Regions from separate parts of the Homo sapiens genome. Here regions 1 and 2 are each linked to region 3. Evidence: chromatin loops called from intact Hi-C (ENCODE). Cell type or tissue: A673. All regions are shown on one strand. Region 1 has its middle 180 kb from the start of SERPINE2. Region 2 overlaps SERPINE2 (serpin family E member 2). Region 3 has its middle 97 kb from the start of SERPINE2.

What was found. Hi-C counts contacts between places; a loop is a spot of excess contacts. Peaks named below come from ENCODE experiments on the same cell type or tissue, not always from the same donor. Only the 100,000 strongest peaks of a DNase experiment are listed, where the experiment ranks them.
Region 1: it touches region 3 in a loop (5-fold over the local background); 7 of 110 quality-filtered maps call a loop at or near these places.
Region 2: a loop joins it to region 3, with 7 times the contacts of the local background. A loop is called at or near these places in 17 of 110 quality-filtered maps.

What each region holds. Positions count from the first base shown.
Region 1 is chr2:224,215,704-224,223,703 of GRCh38, reverse strand. No RefSeq gene overlaps it. Among named protein-coding and RNA genes, the nearest start is that of SERPINE2, 180 kb to the right of the region's middle. RefSeq lists a silencer at 2,825-3,025 and enhancers at 2,698-3,897, 7,399-8,000. In A673, no CTCF peak of the experiment used is centred here; DNase peaks (open chromatin) are centred at 1,233 and 3,713; H3K27ac peaks cover 1,990 bases.
Region 2 is chr2:223,989,233-223,997,232 of GRCh38, reverse strand. SERPINE2 (serpin family E member 2) reads left to right here. Exons shown (of 9, transcript NM_001136528.2): 4 at 5,233-5,430. Among named protein-coding and RNA genes, the nearest start is that of MRPL44, 36 kb to the right of the region's middle. In A673, a CTCF peak has its summit at 3,432 (motif pointing left); DNase peaks (open chromatin) are centred at 1,472 and 3,372; H3K27ac peaks cover 2,245 bases.
Region 3 is chr2:224,132,670-224,140,669 of GRCh38, reverse strand. No RefSeq gene overlaps it. Among named protein-coding and RNA genes, the nearest start is that of SERPINE2, 97 kb to the right of the region's middle. In A673, no CTCF peak of the experiment used is centred here; DNase peaks (open chromatin) are centred at 3,219, 3,919 and 7,129; H3K27ac peaks cover 6,206 bases.

The DNA.
Region 1 (8,000 bases), 83 kb before region 3:
AGTGAGGTCAAAGGAAAGACATTGAAGCTAAATAATGGGAAACAAGATATTTCTGAACTTTTGCAAAGCTTCTCCCTCCCCAGTTTCATTAAGGAAAAATATATCTATAAAATCAAAGTCAAAAGATATTTCAAATTCTGAGGTTCAGACTGACAATGTTAGCATGCTTTGCTATGGTGGACTATTGAGAAGATATAAGTTACCTAATTAAGATCAAGTATGTAAATGCATCTCTACGGTATCCTGGCAATGGTTTAGACCATCAAGACTTTTGCAGTTTTCTGGTGCCTGATTAATCTGATGCGTAAGCTTTTTGCAATTTGTTCTTTATTGAAAATTGCACATCTTCCTCTTATTACAAAAATTGTTATAAATTCTATGTTAAAATACTTTTCTCATCTTTTTTCCTGCCTTCTAGTCTAACCAATCTAGTGTAAAGCATTCTGCTAAGTATTCCTTTTGCAAGCTTTCTGTTGATAAGTATTTTTCTCCAGCAAGATTCCTTCCAAAGGCTAATCATAGAATTGCTGACTAAAGGCATTTTTATAAATAATTTGCAGTGGTATTGGACTATGGTTTAGCTGTGGAGGGCGATCATATAATTTGGAGTTTCCACTAACATTGTCTTCCTTGTATGTGCACTCAAGGGTGTATCCTGATGTTTGAAAAATAGAAAATTAACAGAGCTGGGGAGGAGGAAGAAGCTGGAGAAAGAGGAGGAAGTGGAAAAAGTGGTGGGAGTCTTTCTCCCTGGCTGTGTCCAGTGAGTTATGGGATCGAGACAAAGCTACTACATTTCCCATCCCCATCTGCCTTCAAATAACTTTTAGCAACTGAGGACTGACAATAATATATTTAATTAGCTTTCTCTTCTTCATACCCAGAGGCAGTTTACTTCAGGCCCCCGTTATTTTCCCCCTGAATTCCTGCAATAGCCAGCAAACTGCTCTGCTTGCCCTGTGGCTTTGCCAGTCCTGCAACTCATCTCCTACCAGCTACCAGAAGGATTTTACTCATAGTGAATTTGATCATGCCTATCTCCCTGTTTAAGAATTCTTCAGAGAAGGGCCTCAGGATAAAGAACAATCTATTTTTATGCCATGGTAGCCCAAAGTGTGAACATGGTGAAGCTATGACCATATATTACAAATCCTAAGCACAGAAGCAACTCATTACTTCTGATCACACGGCAGTGGCTAGAATTTAATCACACGGTCACATTTATTTGCAAAGGAGGCTGGGAAATGTAGTCTATTACTGTGCCCAAATAAGATGAGAATGTATTTAGGAGGATAGTTAGCCTTCTCTGCCACAGCAGATTGTTTTAAAAAATCGCTAAGCAATCACAATAAATATTCATGAATACGGAATTTTTCTCACTAGCAGAAAAAAGAGAATTGACATTTATTGAATGTCTACCATGTGCTTAGCACAGTTTTTCTAGGAGAAATACTTGGTCTTATTCATCTTTCTACCTCCTGAACTTAGCAGATTGTCTAGCACACAGTAAACACTCCAAAAAAAAAAAAAAAAAAAACTACTAAACTGAACTTTATAAAAATGTGGAATTTTTTAAATATATGAATAACAGCAGGCTTTCATAATCTTGTTCATTTTTCCTTTTTTTCTGCATCTCCCCCTGATACTGCATTATTATTTTTTCTTTTGTTTTTCTTAGTTAAGCCTTAATTGTTAATGCTTTTCTACTGTCACTAATTAAAAGAAGCAGCTGACTTGAAGGTGAGGGTTGCTTACTATTCTTCAACAACTGTCTCAAACTGACTTCTAGTTGATTATTTCCTTACCAGAAAGGTGATTCAGACAAGTTCATGATTTTTATACATGTGATTGCTGATGACTAAGCATGGTTTTTCTGGGTTACTTCCTAAGGAGAGCATTTACCAGGAAAGTGCGAATTGATGCCCAAGTCATCACCCCTCTGGGCAAAGGAATTCCTTTCAAATTCCAAAGGAGCGTGTGCTGGCTCACTCCTTATTGTAAAAACAAATCACTGTTTAGAGTTGAAATGTGGCTCAAAGGCCTGGTTGATCCTGATCCGTTTTCTGTAGGAAGTGGGTGCGGGGAGGTGGGAGGAACGGCCTCATATCCCAGGAGGTTTAGTAACAGAAGTTGTATCTGTTGGGAACAAAGTGTCAAAGAAGAGAGGCTGCTGGTCTAGGAGGGAAAGGGCCTCCTCTGAGCCAGCCATGTGGGTCAGGTCAGTCCTGATGATCAATGAAGAGACTGCTGCCAAAGCCAGATCAACTTCTCATCCACAGTGGGGTGGGATTCTTCTGATGCACACAATCACGGTCACTTGGCAGCTGTAGAGCTAGCCCCAGTTTTACCCAAAATATTGCCAAGATCTCACTCATTGTTCCCCTCCCCAGCTTTTCTTGGGTCTGTGAAATGCTTATGCCATTTATAATCTTGCCCACGTTGTCTAGGTCTGGTCAGGAGAGGGCAGATTCCCAGGTTTCCCAGGCTGGGTGGTCCCAAAGTCTCCAGCAGCCACTCCCTCACTATCCGTGGATAGTGGGGTTTTTCTCTTCCTCCTCATGCTGTTAAGGTTGTAACTGGCATCTCCATGGACTGCTGAGGGCTCTTGAGTCCAGTGAGTGGGCAGAGCCAGCCAGGGTTTCCTTTGAACAAAGCTGGGATTCTCAAACCAGGGACACAGACATCAATTACCAGCCACTCTGGCCAAAGGTGCTAGTCTCTACCTCCTGCTCTTTTGATAGAAGCTCCCAAATTTCTCAGGACCAAAAAGATTCTCTAGAGACTTGTCTTTCTCAATTAGATTTTATCTACGGCAAATGCCATTTCCATAATAAGTTCTGGAACTGTCTCCAACTCCAAACTTCAATATTGAATGTCTATTTCCTTATGCTTTTCTAAGAATGACTTAGCATTGTCTCAAATGACTCATCAACAAGATGCCAACATTCTCTCTCATTTTCTCTCATCTTTGAGGCAAGAATCTCATAGAAGAGCAAATCTGTGTAAAGCTGGATTTAACTTTTTTCTGCACCTACACCCCGCCTTGGGGAACCCGGGAGCAGGGATTGAGGAGGTATTGCTTCCTCTGGTTGAGAATCATTGAGGAAAAACTGAGACAGGGAAGTAGGAAGTACTGAACTCTGAACTGTGTTCAGGAAACCAAATGACAATTTTGGAGGTGTCAACTCTGCAACAATTCTGGGCAGTTTACTGTTAAGAACTCAGGAAGAACTAGTGAGTCAAGTCATTATTTCAAGTTTCCAGTTGTAATTTTCTTAACTGCTTTATTTATACATGTTCCTCATGACTCCGGAGCCAGTTAATTCTATCTCTGAGTTATGTAGTAAATGTTCATCCAGCAGACAGGTTGCACATGACTCCCACTGGCCATGGAATCGAAGTGTTCCTGTCATCACTATTTTGGTTCCTGGGGTGACCTTAACTACCTTGTAAAAGCTGGACAAACTGTCTAGATTTGAAGTAATTGGTGATGAAATTGGTCAAACAATATTTAGGATGATATCATATCCGGAAAATCTCTTGCAAAAGAAAGTACTTTTAGAGGAAACACAAAAAGGAATTTTAAAAATACTATTTGGGTAATGCCCCTACGGGATTTTTTTTTGGCTAACAGGAAATGCATCTGAAAGTCGTTTCCCCTGACTGGGAAGGCCTGTGGGATGAATGAATGAGTCCTGCTGTTCTTCGGAATTACCTTACCATGGATGCTGGCATGCCACCCCAGCGGCACCCCAGGGCATCTGCCTAGATGAGTGGTTGTCACTTTTCTTCCCCAAGCCTGCCCTGGACCAAAGCTCTTCCTCAAATTTGTAAACTATGGAGTCACAGCATCATTGGTATTCATCATTCCTGCTGGCTTTTGCCCATGAGGGAAGGTCTCTGTCTTTAGTTTAACAAAGATCATTCCAGAGCAAGACTAGGAAGAAAGAGTGAGGCCTTCACATGGCATTAAATAGGCTTCCTTTCTCTGAGGAAACAAACACACAAACAAAGAACAAAATGAATTCAATAACTTTTAAAATTTTCAAATTACAAAGATTTGAAAGAGGTTATCCAAGATGGTAGTATTGCAGGACTGTCTCGCAGTTTGAATCCCAGGTTCCACACAGGAAGAGGAGGAGTCAGGCTCCTCCCCATTGCAAATGGCGGGAACTTCTGTGACTCCACCTCAGTGCGCCTTCTCAGTGCGCATGCTGGTTGGAGTTTTTCCAGGGACCACCTTCCCACCTGGCTGTCTCAGGAGTGGTCTGTTACAGTGGAATAATTGCAGCCAGAAAAAAAAAAAAAGGACAACAGGAGATTAGAGCTGAATTCGTGTCTTCGGATCTCACTTGTGGTAGGAATTGAGGCAAGCCAGTTGTCCTCTCTGAGTCTCTGCTTCCTCACCTGTAAAATCAGGGACTAGTAGTGCCTATCCCACAATATTATGGTGGAGATTAAATGACATAATGTGCCCGTCACAGTGCCTCACATATGAAATGTTACGTCCAATCAACATAGTTCTCTGTGTCCCTTCCTTTTAGATTCTGAAATTTACTTTGCATGCCTATTCCTAAAACGGTGGAAGTCCTTCTTCTCCTTTCCCCAGTGTTAATCTTGAGTTGCAGATAAAGAGAAGTAAACATCTGACTAGGGTAATGACATCTAGTTTAAAATGAAGGGATAAGCTTCTTTAGTATATTCTCTTTTAACTGTGAGATGTGATCTCCAGAAAAAAACTACATTTTATGAGCTATAAATCTGACTCATAATTACTGAAGTTTCTTAAACTAGCTTCCAAAATATGATGTATTTTCCTACTATATATCTAAGCATCACTGACTTACATAATCTTTTTCCTCCACATTTTTGACAATCTTTTCTTTCTCCACATGATTGAAATCTTTGCCCTAGCAGATGCCAAATTGTCACAACTCTAATAAATTTCTCACAAATCTATCTCACTTCTATCCAGGATTCGGCTCAGTCTAACAGAGCAAATTCGTCAGCAGTCAACCACCAGACTTCAAGGCAGTCATTATTAGAGAAGATCTGTACTTCCCCTCCTCCTCCCAACCACTGTGTATAAGTTGCTAAAGTGCATGTCCAAAGAGGGCTTAAAATCTTCCCACAGCAATACTCTATCCTGAGTTCCAATGAGATTCCTTGGCCTTCATAAGTAACCAATATGGAAAAAGATAAAATGAGCATAGAATTTTGCTCCTAAAATAGGCAGCTCAGAGTGCCTACTTTTGACTGAGAAAACAACCTCAGTTCTCTACCCATCCCTGAATCTGTGCCCTTTGCAGTGTGATTTTGCTGCTTCTTCCATCAAGAGTATAGTCTGTTTTCCTGTTCCTTCAATCTGGGTTGGACTTTTGATTTACTTTGGTCAATAGAAGGTGGCCTTGCCTCTGAACCAGGCCTTCTGAGGGCTTGTAACACCTCTGCTCTCTATTCTCTCCATCATGAGAACAAGCCTGGCCTAGCTGGCTGGAGGATGAGAGACCATGTGGAGCAAAGCCAGTTATCTCAGCCAAGACCCTTCCACGTGAAGTAAAAGCCAGTGCACGGTCAGACTTATGAGTCACTCCCAGCCAAGAGAAGAAGAACTGCTTATCTAAGCCCAGCCAAGATCGGCAGAACTGTCCAGCCAAGTCATAGAGTCATAAGCAAAAAAAATTTTTTAAAAAGTATATTGTTTTATACCACAGAGGTTTTGTGGTTGCTTGTTATGCATCCTAATTGTACACAGACAACTGATAACGTTAACTAACAAAGAAATGGTGGGAGCTCCTGGGGTAGTCAGGGAGATTTGTAGAGCAGCTGCCTTGGGATGAGAAAGGAGGAATTCAGTCTTTGTCTGCACTAGAATCTAGACCTTCATGTACTCATAGAATGCCTGGAGCAAGTCCTATGGCCAAGGCTTAATGAGGTTATGAGTAAGACTTTTTGTCTGAAGGGTCTTACTCCTTGCTATTTGAGGACACATAAGCCTCTGAGGTCGATTCTCCAGCTGAGGCACAGATAAGCAGGGAGCTGAGAAGATGATGCCAGAGGTCAGGCAAAGTTCTGTTGTGGGACTTTTCCTTAGTTCAGCTAAATACAGGGTCCTTGTCACAGGGCTACGAAAATTTAGGCTTGCAGACAATTTGAAGGGTGAGTAAGGCAGTGTGTTATTGGGTAAAAAGGGAAACAGGGACCCTCCATAAAGCCGGAGTCCCTGCTGGTGCAATTCTCACCTCGTAGTTTGAATCTCAGGTTGCACACAGGAAGAGGAGGGGCCAGACCCTTCCCTGCTGCAAATGGTGCAGACTTCTGTGGCTCCATCCCACTGTTCATTCCTCCCAGTGCACAGGCTGGTTGGAGTTTTGACAGGGAGCCCTTCCCACCCAGCTGTCTTGGTTCCATGATAAACACGATGCCCCTTGTTGGAGCATGAACTTTCTTGAGGGATTTGAGGGACAAAAGTAACACAGGTTTTTTATCAAAATTAAAAAAGAAAAACTGTTATAGAACCAAATGTAGAGCTTAAAAATATTTTTATGGTAAGGCGCAATCACCCATTCTCTCTTCTTATTATGAACTAAATTTTGTGTTCCCTTCCTCACATTCACATATAGAAGCCCAAACGGCCAATATGATGGTATTTGGAGGTGGGGCTTTGGGGAGGTGCCTAGGTTTAGATGAAGTCATGAGGGGGAAGCCCCCTTAATGGGATTAGTGTCCTTGTAAGAAGAGGAAGAGGCTGGGTGCCGTGGCTCACACCTGTAATCCCAGCACTTTGGGAGGCCGAGGTGGGTGGATCACCTGAAGTCAGGAGTTCAAGACTAGCCTGGCCAAGATGGTGAAACCCCGTCTCTACTAAAAATACAAAAATTAGCTGGGCGTGATGGTGTGTGCCTGTAATCCCAGCTACTCGGGAGGCTGAGGCAGGAGAATCACTTGAACTTGGGAGACAGAGGTTGCAATGAGCTGAGATCATGCCACTGCACTTCAGCCTGGGCAATAGAACAAGACTCTGTCTAAAATAAAAAATAATAATAATAAATAAATAAAATAAAATAAAGAAGAGGAAGAGTCTGGAGCTTTCTATCTCTCCAGCATGGGAGGAACCAGCAAGAAGTCAGCTGACTGCTACCTGGAAGAGGTCCATCACCAGGACCTGACCAGGCACCTTGATCTTGGACTTCCAGCTCCATAACAGTGAGAAATAAATGTCTGCACCAACCCAGTTGATGGTATTTTGCTGTGGCAGCCCAAGCTGACTGAGGCATTCTTATCTCAGCCAGGGTTTGCTCTCCTCTGCCATCAGATTAATATCATTTGAACAGTTTTAAAATCACTAGTCTGGATAGTGGTTTCCAAATTTTTCTTCTGTGCTTACTACTCTCCCATTATCAAAAGGCTTATTATGCCCCTTGCCATGTCATAAAACCACTTCAAACCCTTTTAACATAGTCTATGGTTGATGATTGTCAAACTTTACAGATCGGGGGGTTTTTAGAATTAAATTTTGAATTATGTGTTATACACGCTTTCCTAATCTTTCTATATTCCTTATGGACTGTCAGGCCTCTGAGCCCAATCTAAGCCATCATATCCCCTGTGACCTGCACGTATACATCCAGATGGCCTGAAGTAACTGAAGAATCACAAAAGAAGTGAAAATAGTCTGTTCCTGCCTTAACTGATGACATTCCACCACAAAAGAAGTGAAAATGGCCAGTCCCTGCCTTAACTGATGACATTACCTTGTGAAATTCCTTCTCCTGGCTCATCCTGGCTCAAAAGCTCCCCCACTGAGCACCTTGTGACCCCCCACCCCTGCTAGCCAGAGAACAACCCCCTTTGACTGTAATCTTCCACTACCCACCCAAATCTTATAAAACAGCCCTGCCCCTATCTCCCTTCGCTGACTCTCTTTTCAGACTCAGCCTGCCTGCACCCAGGTGATTCAAAAGCTTTATTGCTCACACAAAGCCTGTCTGGTGGTCTCA
Region 2 (8,000 bases), 140 kb after region 3:
CAACAACAAAAAGAAACAAAAAAACAAAAAAACCTTAATTTGTAACGTGGAGGTCCAGTTGGAAACATGCAGGAGGAGCTGTAGGTCTGGAACAACAGGAGAATGTGAAGGATGGGAGTACAGATTTGGGACCTTTTTTTTATTTTTAATTTTTTGGAGACAGGGTCTCACTCTGTCTCTTAGGCTAGAGCGCAGTGGTGCAATCATAGCTCACTGCAGCCTCAACCTCCTGGGCTCAAGTAATCCTCCCACCTCAGCCTTTCCGGTAGCTGGAACTACAGGTGTGCGCCACCATGCCTGGCTAATTTTTTTATTTTTTGAAGAGGTGGGGTCTCACTGTGTTGCCCATGCTGGTCTCGAACTCTTGGGTTCAAGCAGTCCTCTCGCCTCAGCCTCCCAGAGTGCTGGGATTATAGGCATGAGCCCCTGTGCCTGGCTATAGAGCCTTTTTTCATAGAAGGGAGAGAGTCAATAGGAAGAAGAAGCCCAAAGACAAAACCTAGGGAAACTGTCGCCTTTCAGGCTATGTTTCTTAAAAGTGTGGTTACTGGTGTCCCTGCATCAGAATTATCTGGGCTATGTGTTGAGAAGGCAGATCCCTGGAGCCCAGCCCACTGCATTGGAATCGCCGAGGGAGTGGCTGGCAACTCCCAGTCTGCCTCTGCCTCCCATCACCATTCTTACACACCCAGATGTTGGAGACCCATTAGCAGAACTAGTGAAGAGGTGGACAAAGAAGGCTCCAGGGAGGGTGGAGGAGACCCCAGGTGACTTGGGTAAATTCGTGGCGTCCCTTCTCAGTGGGGCCTGGACCATGCAGTCTGGGCGCCCTTCCTAAAACCATAAACCATCGGGAGGTCAGCACACATGAGGGTGTTCAGTGGAGTCTCCAGGTGTCTGGCATCTGTAGGCTTGTGAAGAGTGGTCAGAAGCAGACGCCCTCAGGACTGGTTCTTGGTCCTGACTCTGTGGCTGGAGGCTGTGTGACTGTGACATGTCATTTTGTCCTCTTAGCCGCTGCCTTGATCTGTAGAATGGCAATATTAAACCACATTAGTTAGACCATGTGACAGTCTTCAGAGCACCTGGAGAAAACCCCCACGTGTGCTGGGAAGAAGCATGGAGACTCCTGCAGCACTTTGCAGCCCTGTCAGCCCCAGCTCCTCCGTTTGTAACAAATATTTTTAATACTCTCTTTACTATTCTGAAATGAAATTCATACATCATATTACTCTATGCACACACACAAATTTTTAAAAATTTGAGACAGTGCCAAACTGTAATACAAAGGAAAACAAAAGAAATGTATATATGTAGTTCAATAGGTAAACCCTTGGGTACAACTACACTCAAATACGTAATAAAGTAGTCAGAGTCTCAGAATAATTGTGAATTGACAGCTACAAAAGCAGACAGAGACAGGCATGTTGTCCTGGTGACTCATAAACATGAGCTGTGTTAACTATTGCTGATGCAATTTTTTCTGAAACGGTGCAAGACTTTTGATAAATTTCTGAACAAAACAAAGCACAGGCTCTGCTTGATTTGCGTGGGACTCACATTCCTGGCAAATTCAGCATACATGAAAAGGATGCAAAAACAAAAACAAAAACAAAAACAAAAAACCCAAAACACCCTGTGTTTACACACGAAAAAGAACGAGGTTCTGGGCTCAGATAATTATAAGTAGGTGTCCTACCAATGCAGAGATCCGGTGGGGTATTGAAAAGCCACGGGAGAAGCAGCACAATTCTTCATTGGGTGGGACTGTTTTGAACATTGCAGGACAGATAGCATTTCTGGCCACTGCCCACTCAATTAAAAACATCCCTGCCAAATTCCAAACTGCCTTTACCTGGGGGTGAACTGCCCCCACTGAAAGGTACATGACCACATGGTAGAGCTCAGAAGTGACTTGGAGCTCAACTGTTTGTGTCTGGAAGGTTGCTGGGTCTGTCTCACGGAAATGATAGTTCCTTCCCTACAGAGAGTGGGAGAGCCCAACGCGCAGGCCTTTTGCAGGAGGAGACCCATCAGGGATGGGTCTGGCCTGTTGACCTCTGCAGACTCACTCATCCTTGTACTCTATGTTCCAGCCACACAGGCCTCTTCCTAGTCCCCTTACCCACCATCCTGTCTCCTGTTGGAGAACCGCACACATACACTCCTGCTGCCTTCTCTCCCTCTTCCCTGGTTAAGGCCAACTCATTTCTGTACCATACCATGAGTGGCAGGCATGAACATTAAAAGCACACATTCTGAGTTTGAATCTCGGTTCTGCCACATACTACCTGTATAACCTTGGGCAAGTTATTTAAGCTTGCTTTGCATCAGCATTCTCGTCTGTAAAATGGAGAGATGTAATAGTGATACCTATTCAAATAATTCTAACAACAATTAAGGCTGGTGTGAGGATGTGAATAATACATAGAAAGCATTTAGCAAAGGACTCTGCACTTAGTAAATGTTCAACCAGTGTGAGCTATTTTTATAGCCATTTCTGAGGTACTGTCCATCTCAGACCTCACCAACTAGGTCAGGTCACCTTCTTAGCCCTCCATAGCCTTGAGTAATTCCACTTCCAGATATTTATTTAAATTGCAGCTGTATACTTTTCCAAGTTATTTTATGTCAGCCTGCACCTCTCTCTCATTCGTAGTTTTTGAGACCAGATTTCCTTCTTGGTTTCTTATTTAAGAGAGTACCAGGCACATGGTAGGCAGGTAGGTATCCAAGGATGGATGGATGGATGGACGGACGGATGATAGATGCATGTCTGTGGCAGTTACTGATGGCAGGTTTCCATGTGCCTCTTTGCCTCTAAACTATGCATTTTCTTTTTATTTCTTCATGTCCCCTTATTATATCTTAGTCCTCCCAGGGGCAGTTGGAGGCATTATTTGTCTCTGTAAAAAGGGGCTAAGGACATTTCTACAGACAGTTATTGAGCACTGCCTGTATGCTCCATGTAGTGCTAGGAGTAAGCAAAAAGTGAATGGCAGAGTCTCATGCAGGTCTCAGTGTAGCTGAGGGAGACAGACACATTAAAATTGGCTAGAATAAAATACTGCAGGTGTCATGGTGGGGCCAGGCATTGGGCTTTACAGAAATCGGGAGCAGAGACATCTCTTAGGAGGTGGCGAGGATGATCAGAGAAGATTTAGAAGTCCAGGGGACCATTGAGCTATGTCTTAAAGGCAAGTAGGAATTGAACTGGGTAATGTTCCCAGCAGAGGCAAGAAACAACATTCACTATTAGGAAGTCAATTATGAGCTTGCTAGTGGGATGGCATAAAGTTCTAACTTCGCTCCCACAGGACAGTCTGTTTGCAGCCAGCTTTGTGTTGAGTTGAATGATGTCTGTTTATGGCTTAGATATTTTCCTTCTTTGTCCTGACTTAAGGTGGCGTTAGTGCCCCCTTGTGGAAGTAGTGAGTGGTGATGGAACTGTCTTAGCAGCACGCTGTGGGAAACTTCAGTGTTTATTTATCATGATTTATGTAAACACTTGTTTACTGTACATCAGAATCCTCTTGAGTTTCATTTAAAAGGACTTAATACTCTCACCCCTGAATTAGATATTCTTGCTTCTTCAAAAGCTGTTGGTTTTACTCTCACCATTTAAAGTAGTATAACTTGTATTTATATTATGTATTTATACACATACACACATACACACACACACACACACACACACACACATATATTTGAGCTAATAATGCAGTGAACTAAGTTTTAATAGCTTTGGGCATTACTGATCCCTATTTAAAAACACACATACATACAGACACACACACAACTGAACCTTCAAAGACCTCAGAATAATTGTGAAGCTAACTGTATAATAACTGTATAATAAAAGGAAGCTAACTGGAAGACCAAACCTTCAGCCACAGGTAGCATTTTGGAAGGCTCTTTCAGCCACGGGTAGCATTTTGGAAGCATCCTGAAATGAGAAGAATTGTGTTCACTCCTTCACTCCTGATACAAGTAAGACGGACCATTCCCAACGTCTTGTAAAGAGCATTTTCCTTCAAAATTAGGAGTTCTAGGACAGACCTTAATTTTTTCTGTCTTTTTAAAGATTTATTTTATCTTATTTTTTTTAGAGACAGGGTCTCATTCTGTCACCCAGGCTGGAGTGCAGTGGTGCAGTCATAGCTCAACACAGCCTCGAACTCCTGGGCTCGGGCGACCCTCCCACCTCAGCCTCCCAAGTAGCTGGGATTACAGGTGCATGCCACCATACCCAGCTGGCTAATATGTTTTTAATTTTTATTTTTTCTAGAGATGGGGTCTAGCTATGTTTCCCAGGCTGGTCTCAAACTTCTAGCCTCAAGTGATCCTTCCTCCTCGGCCTCCCAAAGTGCTGGGATTACAGACATAAGCCACTGTGCCTGGGCTTTATTTTATTTTTCATTGACCCATAATAATTGTACATATATGGGGTACAGTGGTAATGCTTTGATACATGTATACAATGTGTAATGATCAAATTAGAGTAATTAACATTTCAGTTACCTCAAACGTTTCTCATTTCTTTATGGTGGGAACATTCAAAATCCTCTCTTCTGTTGTCTCTAATATTAGCACCTTGCTTGATGCCTGACCCATAAACAAAGACACTGATTTTTTGTTTCCTTTCTTCTTTAAGCAGTTAGGAGGCCTTGTGATACCCAGAGATTCCAAAATAATGTTTGATGTTTCTAAAATCTTAAGAGAAATGAAGCATTCACCCTTAATAACATACAGGCTGAAGTGTTTATTTTTGACTGGGATTGAATTAAACCAAGTGGAGCAAAACAAAACAAAATTGTTTATCTTGTACTGACCAGAAACCCTTACTATCAGTCATTTATTGGCAAAAAAAAGAAAAGAAGAAGAAGAAATAATTCATTATCAAATGTAGCTTATTTGGATGAGTAAGATTTTTTTAAAGCCTGGACTTGCAGGGAATTGATAATAAAAGAATTTCTTGATGAAAAGTTTTGTAACCCCTAGCTAGGGGTTTCTAAAGTCTTTTCTGTTTCTCTTTTAACTTCTTTTTAACTTTAATATTTAGTGGGGGAGGGGAACCTAGAAAGTACAAAAGGGTAGTTTAAGAAGATTCTCTTTAACACTCCTTAAAAATCCTTTGATTTTTCAGTCTACCTGATGACAGCTGCCATTTGCCCTCAAGCCGGCCACCAGTCCTGAGGTTATTTTTCCCTTGTTTGTTCTTTGGCTTCACAGATATGATTGACAATCTGCTGTCCCCAGATCTTATTGATGGTGTGCTCACCAGACTGGTCCTCGTCAACGCAGTGTATTTCAAGGGTCTGTGGAAATCACGGTTCCAACCCGAGAACACAAAGAAACGCACTTTCGTGGCAGCCGACGGGAAATCCTATCAAGTGCCAATGCTGGCCCAGCTCTCCGTGTTCCGGTGTGGTGAGTTCATGCTCAGCGAAGCCTGTTCTAGGATGTGCTGGCGGCAGAAAGGCCCTTGAGTGCTTTAACTTAATTCCAGAGCAAATCTAACTTTTCATCTTTTAAAAAACTGGGGAACAGAGCAGGGTGCTGAGAGGCAGGATTTTTATAAAGCTCATGTAAATCTGTGTTATGTACAAAAGTTACCATGCATAGCATAATATGCATAATATATGCATAAGTTATGTACAAAAAGTATTAATGCATGGCGTGTGTAGTAGGCTTTTTGGTTGAAAACTTAAAGATGAAAGGACAATTCATGAAATGAGTATAAGTGAGCATTAAACACAGCAACTCATTAGCAGTCTTACATTACCAAATTAAAAATTGGATTTCTTTTTTTACTTAGCAGATCAGCAAAAATTAAAAACATTGGTAAAATCCTTCGGTGGCTTTGGTGGGGAGGAAGCAGGACCCTTGGGCACTGTTCGTGGCAGGGATCTGTGGTCCGAGGACTTCCTCGGGGTCCTGGCTCCAGCAGTCCCGCTCCAGGGAATTTATACTGTGAACATAAGCACACAATGACAAATAAATAGAAGCCAAATACAAATATACAGTGGAACGTATGTGATCATGAGACTTAGATTTATATAAATGGAAAGATTATGCAATATATGATTGATTTCAGAAAACGAGATATAAAACAGCAGATATCAATCTCGCTTATGTAAAATTCTTTTCTTTATATTCACACGTCAATAGAGATAGGTCTCAGAGGATCTTCAGTAAAAAATATTAATGGTAGGATTTCAGAAAAATTATTTCTGAATTTGAAAAAACTTTTTCGAGATAGAGTCTCACTGTGTTACCCAGGCTAGACTACAGTGGCACAAACATGGCTCACCGCAGCCTCGACCTCTTGGACTCAAGCTATCCTCCCACCTCAGCCTCTCATGTAGCTGGGATCACAGGCATGCACCACCACGGCCAGCTAATTTTTTTACTTTTTGTACAAATGGGGTTTTGCCACGTTGCCCAGGCTAGTCTTGAACTCCTGGGCCTAAGTGATCCACCTGCCTTGGCCTCTCAAACTGCTGGGATTACAGGCATGAGCCACCGCACCAGGCTCAAATGAACTTCTAAAATCACTTTGCCTGGGATATGAGCCGGTGGCCGTGTTAGTGTTTCAATGAAGTGATTTTATTTTAGGTCAATCTTTTGTACACACTTTATAGTCCATAAAAAAATAAAATAAAAAGTGAGGGGGCCCTCATTTACTGTATGTTTCTCTTGCTGAAAAAAAAAACAAGTTAATAGTTCAAGATTAAAATGCAAGGATTCCATTAACATTCCTATGGAAGATTTTAAAATGTTTGTTTTTACAGAAATATAACATGAATTTCTTGAGTAAACAGGCTATTCCCAGAGAGTTACATGTCAGGGTAGCTTTTCATTTGGAAACTGATTTGCCTAGGAATATACATGTGTGTTTTATAGAAAATAATGCACAAATACATTCTTATTGTCAAAGATTTAAACCCTACAGAACCCCCACAGTGTGTTGGTATCTTCCCTCCACTTTCCCCGATTCATGCCTCTCTTCTTTACCCGCTTCCACCCTGCTCTGGGCCCCCTTGCCCTCTCTCTTCTTGCTGGGTTTGCTGCTGGGAGTCTGCAGGCGATAGGAAGGACAGAGGAGAAAGGGGTCAGGGTACTAACTTCCCAAGCCCCCCCTTACAGAGTCATGGGCCAGCTGCATTCCTCTACCAAAGGTTTCAGCTTCTGCCAGGGGGTGTGCCCAAGAGCTCTTTCTCTCTGGGTCACCACCCCTCTCTTCCTCCCTCCCAGCCCAAGGCTAGCCATGGTGCCCACCGTTTCTTGTCCAGGGTACTGTCCATCATGTTTCTCTGTATCCTGTCTATGCTTTACAACTGGTCCTTCATCAAATTCTGCTTAAATGGCCCAATTTGATGTCTTATCTGTTTACTCTCCACCCTGACTGATCTGTACCTAATTCGGACCAGAAAAAGAAAGTCCGCTGCTCACTCCTGTTCTCATTCCCTCACAAGTAAACACGGCGAACAGCTTAGCTCACCCTTCTCACCCTCCTTTCCATGCCTGTCATCAGGTTTCACTGAGGAACCTGGAACTGGATGCGACTCTGTTCTGGGCCATGCAGCAGGGCATGAGAGTGTCATAAGTTCCCTGTTTTCTTGCCTTGGCCAAAACCCAGCTTATCATGATAAGATAGGGAAGGATTGTCTTGACAGGGCTGTGAAGAAAGTACCGCCATTTGTGGTGTCCCCAAGTGGCTGATTGTTTCCATTTCCACAGACTGTCCGTCATTTTCTGCCTGTTTCCTCACTCTGACCTGCAGGAGTGGCCCAGCTCGAGCTGCTGTGTCCAAACTCACAGGGCCCAGGGTGCCACCTGTCGGATGCTTCCTGGGCCTCAGCCACGCCTCACTATTCTGGGTCACTTTGCCAAAACATTGTCATTCAGTTTATCTGCCTTCTTGACTGTTTTCCCCAAGATATCATTAAGAGCTCTGAGAATATTTGCTTGATAACAAAAAGAGAGTGAAAACTAGA
Region 3 (8,000 bases):
CCACCGCACTCCAGCCTAGGTGACAAGGTAAGACTCTGTCTCAAAAAAAAAGACAGTCAAGCTTGGGTGCATGGATTTTCAAACAGTATAGTCTACTGTGTATATATCTCATGAGCACAAATGTAAATCTACCTAATTCTTGCAAAGAATTTTGATGAGTGGAGCTGAGGGCTAGAGAACTGCTTTCCCTGTAAACAAAGATATTGCCCTTTCCCCTCTAGGGCAGAAAGGAGGATGTGGGGCTTACTGGGCAACCAGGTCTGGTCCAAGCCCAGGTGTCTGTGCTTCCAAGCTGTGTTACCTTGGGCTGGCTCTTTCATCTCCTTAAGACTTAGTTTCTGCTATGGATGGAATATTTGTGTTCTCCCCAAAATGTGTGAGTTGAAACCCTAATTCCAATATGATGGAATTTGGAGGTGGAGCCTTTGAGAGGTAAGTAGGTTATGAGGGTGAACCAAATACTTCATGTTCTCACTTCTATGTGGGAGCTAAATGGTGAAAACTCATGGACACAAAGAAGGGAACAACAGACACTGTGACCAACTTGAGGCTGGAGGGTGAGAGGAGGGAGAGAAGCAGAAAAAATAACTATAGGGTTCTGGGCTTTGTGCCTGGGTAATGAAATAATCTATACAACAAACCCCCATGACACGAGTTTACCTATGTAACAAACCTTCACATGTACCCCTGAACCTAAAATAAAAGGTAAAACAAACAAACAAAAAACAGCCAGGCGCAGTGGCTCATGCCTGTAATACCAACAGTTCGGGAGGCTGAGGCAGGCGGATCACATGAGGTCAGGAGTTAGAGACCAGCCTGACCAGTATAAAGAAACCTCCATCTCTACTAAAAATACAAAAATTAGCCAGGCATGGTGGTGCACGCCTGTAATCCCAGCTACTCAGGAGGCTGAGGCAGAGGAATTGCTTGAACCTGAGAGGTGGAGGCTGCATTGAGCCGAGATCACGCCACTGTACTCCAGCTTGGGTGACAGAGAGAGATTCCATCTCAAAAAACAAAACAAGACAAAACCCACACACACACACACACAAGCAACCAACCAATAACAAAAAAGAATGGTGCTGTCTTTATTTTATTTATTTATTGTTTTTTTTTTTTTTTTGAGATGATGTTGCACTCTTGTTGCCCAGACTGGAGTGCAGTGGCTCAATCTCGGCTCACTGAAACCTCTGCCTTCCTGGTTCAAGCTATTCTCCTGCCTCAGCCTCCCGAGTAGCTGGGACTTCAGGCGTGGCCACCACGCCTGGCTAATTTTTTGTATTTTTAGTAGAGATGGGGTTTCACCATGTTGGCCAGGCTGGTCTCGAACTCCTGACCTCAGGCGATCCACCCACCTCCACGTCCCAAAGTGCTGAGATTACAGGCATGAGCCACTGCGACTGGCCTAGGGCTAATGCCTTTAGAAGAGGCCAGGCAACTAGCTCCTGTCTCTGCTCTCTCCCATGGAGGATTCTAGAAGTCTGCAGTAGGCAGCCTGGAAGAGAGTCCTCACCAGAATCCACCCGTGCTGTTAGACTGATCTGGAACTTCAGCCTCCAGAGCTGTGAGAAATAAATTTCTGTTGTTTATAAAGTACCTAATCTATGGTACTTTGTTACAGCAGTCCAAACAAACCAAGATAGTTTCCCTCCTGCAAAAGGACATGAAAACAATAGTACCAATCACATATAGGTGTTACTATAGGTAAATGAAAGAACACATCTACAGAACAAACCCTCTAAAGCATTAACTGACAAAGAATAAAACAGTGGTTAGCAAGGATAGGAGAGGGGGAGAAGGAAGTGGGAAGATGTTGGTGAAAAAAGGATACAACGTAGCAGACATGTAGGATGAAACAGTCTGGGGCTCTAACGTACAACCTAAGGACTAGAGTTAATCACATTTTATTGTATTAGGGATTTTTTGTTAAATAAGTAGGGTTTAGTTGCTCTCGTCACCCCAAAAAAGTAACTATGAGAGAAGGTGGGTGATATGATTTGGATCATGTCCTCACCCAGATTTCATGTCTAATTGTAATTCCCAATGTGAAGTGGGGCCTGGTGGGAAGTGATTGGATCATGGGGATGGTATCTCACAAATGGTTCAACGCCATCCCCTTGGTTCTGTTCTTGTGATAGTGATCGTGATATAGATCTGGTTGTTTAAAAGTGTGTGGTGCCTCCCTCCTCACTCTTGTTCCTGCTCCTGCTATGTAAGACGTGCCCGCTCCCTCTTCTGCCGTGACTGTAAGTTTCCTGAGGCCTCCTCAGAAGCCTAGCAGATGCCAGCATTAGGCTTCCTGTACAACCTGCAGAACTACAAGCCAATTAAACCTCTTTTCTTTATAAATTACCCAGTCTCAGGTATTTCTTTATAGCAATGCAAGAACTGACTAGTACAATAGGTTAACTTGCTTCACCACAGTAACTATTCGACTGTCTATATGTATCCTATTGCATCATGTTGTAAACCTCAAATATACACAATAAGATTTATTTATATAACAAATAAACAAAGATCAAAATAGTGATTGCTAGTTAATATTAAAGAGGGCCACAATTCAGATGTCAGTGTGGACATGAACAGCAGGAGGAAAAGACCTTGTGCAGGGACAACCCATACACAGCTTGGTGGCTGGAGGTAGAGGGCAAAGAGAAGGAAGAGGGGAAACTCCTGGGGTGAAAGCCTCATGACCAGGGAGAAGGGGGCCATCGATTCAGGCAAGGATGTTAGAAGGAAGGATAAGTTATGATAGAAGACACAATTCATTCTATGTAGCATTTACTATGTGCTATTTACTATTCACTCTCTGCTAGATGCTTTATAGCCACTGCCTTATTCAGTCCTCAACACTAGAAGTGAGCACTATTTATTATTATTATTATTATTACCTCCCCATTTTACATATGGGAAAAATAAAACTTAAAGAGGGTAAATATTCTGCCCAAGGTGACCCAGCCATTTGGGTCTGAACCCACCAATCCGAATCAAAGTCATGTTCTTTTATTTTTTGTATAAGGGGTACAAGTGCAGTTTGGTTACATGGATATCTTGCATAGTAGTCAAAGTCATGTTCTTAAGCACTATGCTGACCACAGGTGGGTGATAAAGCGGAAATAAGTATGGAGCCAAAACTGGTTTCTCTCTCCTCTATATCACAACCTGTATGTTTGGATTCCACCTTGCATTAGGGTAATGTGTTATTTCCTCTTCCAGATTATAAACTCTCTAAAGGCAGACTTTGAAACCCTTGAGTTCTCAGTGCCCTGGACTCAGGAGGCAATCTCCTATCTAGGGAAAGAAGGAAGGAAGGAAGGAAGGAAGGAAGGAAGGAAGGAAGGAAGGAAGGAAGGAAGGAAGGCAGGCAGGCAGGCAGGCATAAATAACTAGAAAGAGTCATCAGGACTAGACAGAAAGATTTTGATGCCATTTGTACAGAGAAAATATTTCACTGATTCATAAAAAGAAAACTAACAATAAGGTGCAAATAATATTAAAATCGTGTAAGGAAAAAAGCCATTCAAACCAAGAGGACTTCTGTGGACTATGAGCCATCTCTTATTATTTTCCCAGGCACTTTAACTTTTCACAATTAAATGAAATCTCTCTGTGCTTGTCATTGAATCCTTTGAAGATCAAGTATATGGAAAACACCCACCATTTGTCAAGGTACCTCTTATTGCAACCATTCTTTTTCTTTCCCTTTTTGTCTTTTACATCTGCTTTGCCCTCCCATCAGGGAAAGTTCAATCAATTTTTCTTCTGTGCTATTTGAACCTGTAGATGGCTATTGGCAGCATCCCCCTTCCTTCATTTATATCAGCCCTCTTCCAAGTCAAATTTATAGTTGATGAAAAGTTTGAATCCATTTTTAGTGCAGTCATGATAACTTGGCAACAAAAGAGAGATCATGGCACAGAATGGGAAATTAGGCTTCTTGTTCACACAGTTCTTTAGAGAATTCTTTAGATTCCTTAGAGCCATCTCTGTTTAATATCCTCTTGTGTTTAACACCAGGGGATGGGAAGTAAACCAAGAGAGAAGGTCATATTCCAGGAGCATTCCTTGATGGGAATGTGACTTGCAGCCTGACTTGCCCGCTTGCGTGGGGTTGGCCAATCATCTTGGCTAGATCTGCATCAAGCTTCCACCTTGAGTCATGGCAGAGGGGCCTTGTCATCTAGAGAAAAGACCGTGATCCAGAGAATACAAAATAAATGTGATCGTTTGTAGCACCCAGGCCATTTACTAGAAATTGTCCTTACCTGCAAGAGAGCAGAGGGCCCCAGAAGAACCTGCCTTTCCAGACACCTGCTCAGAAGCCTGATACAGGACCATTATCTGCTGACAGGGGGCTACCCGTAAATCCTACATTGATCACTCTTTCGGACCAGAGGATGAGTGCTGTGCCTTTAAGAGTTTACAATACTAACTTATATAAGCCTCCGGAGGGGACGAGGGTTCTCCTTCCATTCTTCATTCCACATTAAATACATGAATACTTTCTATCATTGGAGCAGAGGCCGATGAGAATCAGGACCTTGTCTGTCCTGTTCATCTGTAGTTCCCAGCACTTATCACAGGACTGTCAGCTGCAGATCCTCAAGGAATATTGTGAAATCAGTGAATGTGAAACAAAGGAATGAGAATGCATTGAGCATCTAGTGTATGCCATCTAGCACTTACCTCTTGTGACTGATGTGAAGGGCACTGCTAACCTATTTTTGCCCGCTGTGGATGCCAGAATCTGACTCTAATCGAGCAAGTTTGGTCCATGCACATCAGATACCCACTTGTGTGCAAGCACACCCAAGGGGTTCTTTTAAGTTGGGATTGATGACAAAGATGGAAAACTATGATGAAGATTGAGAATTACTGAGCCCATGCCCCTAATGTGAATAAAGTTCAGTGTCTTAAACATAGTCATATCTGAGAAACTACGAAGGGTAGACAATGGATCTTGTACTGGTTTTCAGTTCCCCTGCTTTTTTTAACCTAAAAAGCTGGTATTCAATTTAACCAGTTTTTTTTTTTTTTTTGTGGTGAAGGCCTCTGCATGGCTTCCATCTGTAGTCTTTCTTGAAGTCCACATTGCTTTTGTCTTTCAAGCCCTTCTTCTTGGTCTAGAGTCCTTAGCACACTCACAGAATGTCAGGGGGATACCTTACTGGGGTGCTGGATGATGAGAAGGGTTTGTAAGCCCCCTTATAGAGAGGTAGAGGGGAATCACTGCCTGCTTAGAGTTCACCTGAGCACGCATTCCCCATTTGTTGACGCCGTGACATTTCCTAGGCATCACCATTTAAACATCTCTCAGATGACAGCCCCTGAGGCATTGCTATTGAAGCCTTCTATGCCCAGTAGCCCCTGCCTCCGCATTCACATACTTCATTTAATCCTGCAAACACTCTGAGGCCAACTATCATTATCCCATTTTTTAGAATTTGCTAAATGCAGACTTTCCCTAATGCACCCCTTAAAACAGTTACCCAGATATTTCCTTTGAAAAAAATCTTCCACCGTCTAACAAGTTTGAAAAAAGATGCACAAATCTCCATGTTGGATATTCCCAGTGCACATTAATACCATGGAAAAGGAACTTATTTAACTTTGTTTTCCCATACTTTGATCTCTCTGTTTCTACATAACTTGGAAATGCTGGTCTAGATCACAGAACAACCAAGAGAGAGGGGAGTGATGTGAACCCACAGCCTTTTTGACTTTCACAGTCTACCGCAGTAGACTTTCTTCTATGAGATCATTTATATTTATAAGTTTATTATAATATACACAAGTTTATCACATTATACATGTTTGCCACACAGTATACAACAGCTACCTTCTATTTTTTTTTTTACTAGTTCAATAATGTACATTAAGTTTATCTGATTATATAGATGGAATACTGAAGGGAGAAAATAGGACCCTAAGAGGAAATTACACAGGACCATTTTGGGAGAATAGAGACAGACACACAACCTAGAGGGATTATGTCCAAGCTAAGCACATCAGTAGTGACTTAAAATAAATAGTGGCATGTTGAGGAAGCAGCCCAGGTTCCAGGATTTAGGTGTCACCATTAATCATACCCATCACATTGACAGGACACTCTATATATAGTTTGCAAAGCACCTGTCAGTGTACCATAAAATTTGATTCTCATAGCCAACATGGCTGGCAAGTTCATATGAATGAGCGCAAAGTCCAGGAAAGAACTTGCCCAATGCCCTTATAGCTTGTATTATAATTGGGAGTTAAACCCTGGTCTGGTTATTTTAAGTCCAGGTTTTTTTCCAGGGCAAGGTTGTTATGACTGATGAAGGATGAAGCTAAAAATGGGCAAGGAAGAACATCTGGGGACAAACTAAGATGTGAGAAAAAGCTAAAGCTCATTTATTTCACAATTTCACCTTAAACTGGACACACATTGCAAGCCCATTTAGGGAGTCCTAGGCAAAGAGCTAGCATTCCATTCAGATGCCCAAAGCACTTGAGCTTTTCTCTTGAGAGGGGTTGAGGTAAGGCTGGTGAGGCATTTGGGAATGTTAAGAATTAAATGAGTTTGGACCGAGTGTGGTGGCTCATGCCTGTAATCCCAGCACTTCGGGAGGCTGAGGTGGGTGGATCGCTTGAGGTCAGGAGTTTGAGACCAGCCTGGCCAACATGGGGAAACCCTGTCTCTACTAAAAATACAAAAATTAGCCAGGCGTGGTGGCGTGCGTCTGTAATCCCAGCTAGTCAGGAGGCTGAAGCAGGAGAATCGCTTGAACCTGGGAGAGAGAGGTTGCAGTGAGCTGAGATCGTGCCACTGCACTCCAGCCTGGGCGACAGAGTGAGACTTCTTCTCAAAAAAATAAATAAGTAAGTAAATAAAAAGAATTAAATGAGTTTGGAGCAAGGATTTTCATGGGTCGGGATCTCTTCCCATGGAGCTGGCACTGAAGCTGAAGAGAAACCAGAGAGGTTGCTAAGCTAAGAGGAAGAAGGCAGCTTGGCAAGTTGTAACATTAAAAGCTGGTAAGTAGAAGGAGCAGAACTGCTTCAAAAGCATGAGAAGACAGTGCTCAGCATCCCAGAAAAGGAAACGTCAATTAGGTCCTAATTAAATCATGGTGATTGAGTCATAACTTCATTCTATGGTAAAATACAATGCATTTCCTTTCTCTCATATATTATTGTCTTAGAATTGTGTGTGCCGTTTCCTAAAACACTAAGCCTTGTAGTAAAGATGAAAGAGTGGCTGGTCCCATTGACAGTTTCGTGAAATGGAGCACATTCACTGATTTCACTTTCTAGGCTCCTGTCTCCTACATGCCATCCAAACACCAGAATACATTTTTTTTCCCTAGAAAACGAGGGTTGAGTTTCTAAAATCCTGGCTTTTGAAGTAGAGAGAAATTTTGCCTTTATCAGTCATATCCAGGTTTCTGCCTTCAACTCTGCAGAGCATGGAGGCAACTGCTCCCTGGTCTCTTCTGGGACTTCCACCATCTTCTGGCAACTTGCTTCCAAGACCAGCAAATACAGAGAATTTCCTGACCTTCCTCTACTGGCCTGTGATGCAAGTTACACTCTCACCCACCTGAGCATGGAGCACCTCACCTTACTATTCACACCTCCACCTTACCTAAAATACTTTCGGCGTTTCCCTATCACCTACAGGATAAGATCAGCATTTTTAGCACTACATGCCAGGCCTTCATGAGGGACCCTCATGGCTAGTCTCAACTATCAAACCTCCACTCCCCAACTCACACCCTATACCTTGAACTCACTGAGCTCTTTGCCTTAACCAAACAAGTCAGCCTCATTCTGTCCCCCTTCCAAGGTTTGCCCCAACCTGGAATGCTGTCACCATGTGTTCCCATCCCTGTGTTTGTTATTGGGCCACCTCCTCAGACTTTAAGATTCAGCCGTGTCATTCATGTAAGAGTCATTTCTGGAAGTTTTTCCTTTATCTTATGCATCCCACAACCCAATTTGCATCAGATGAATGCCAG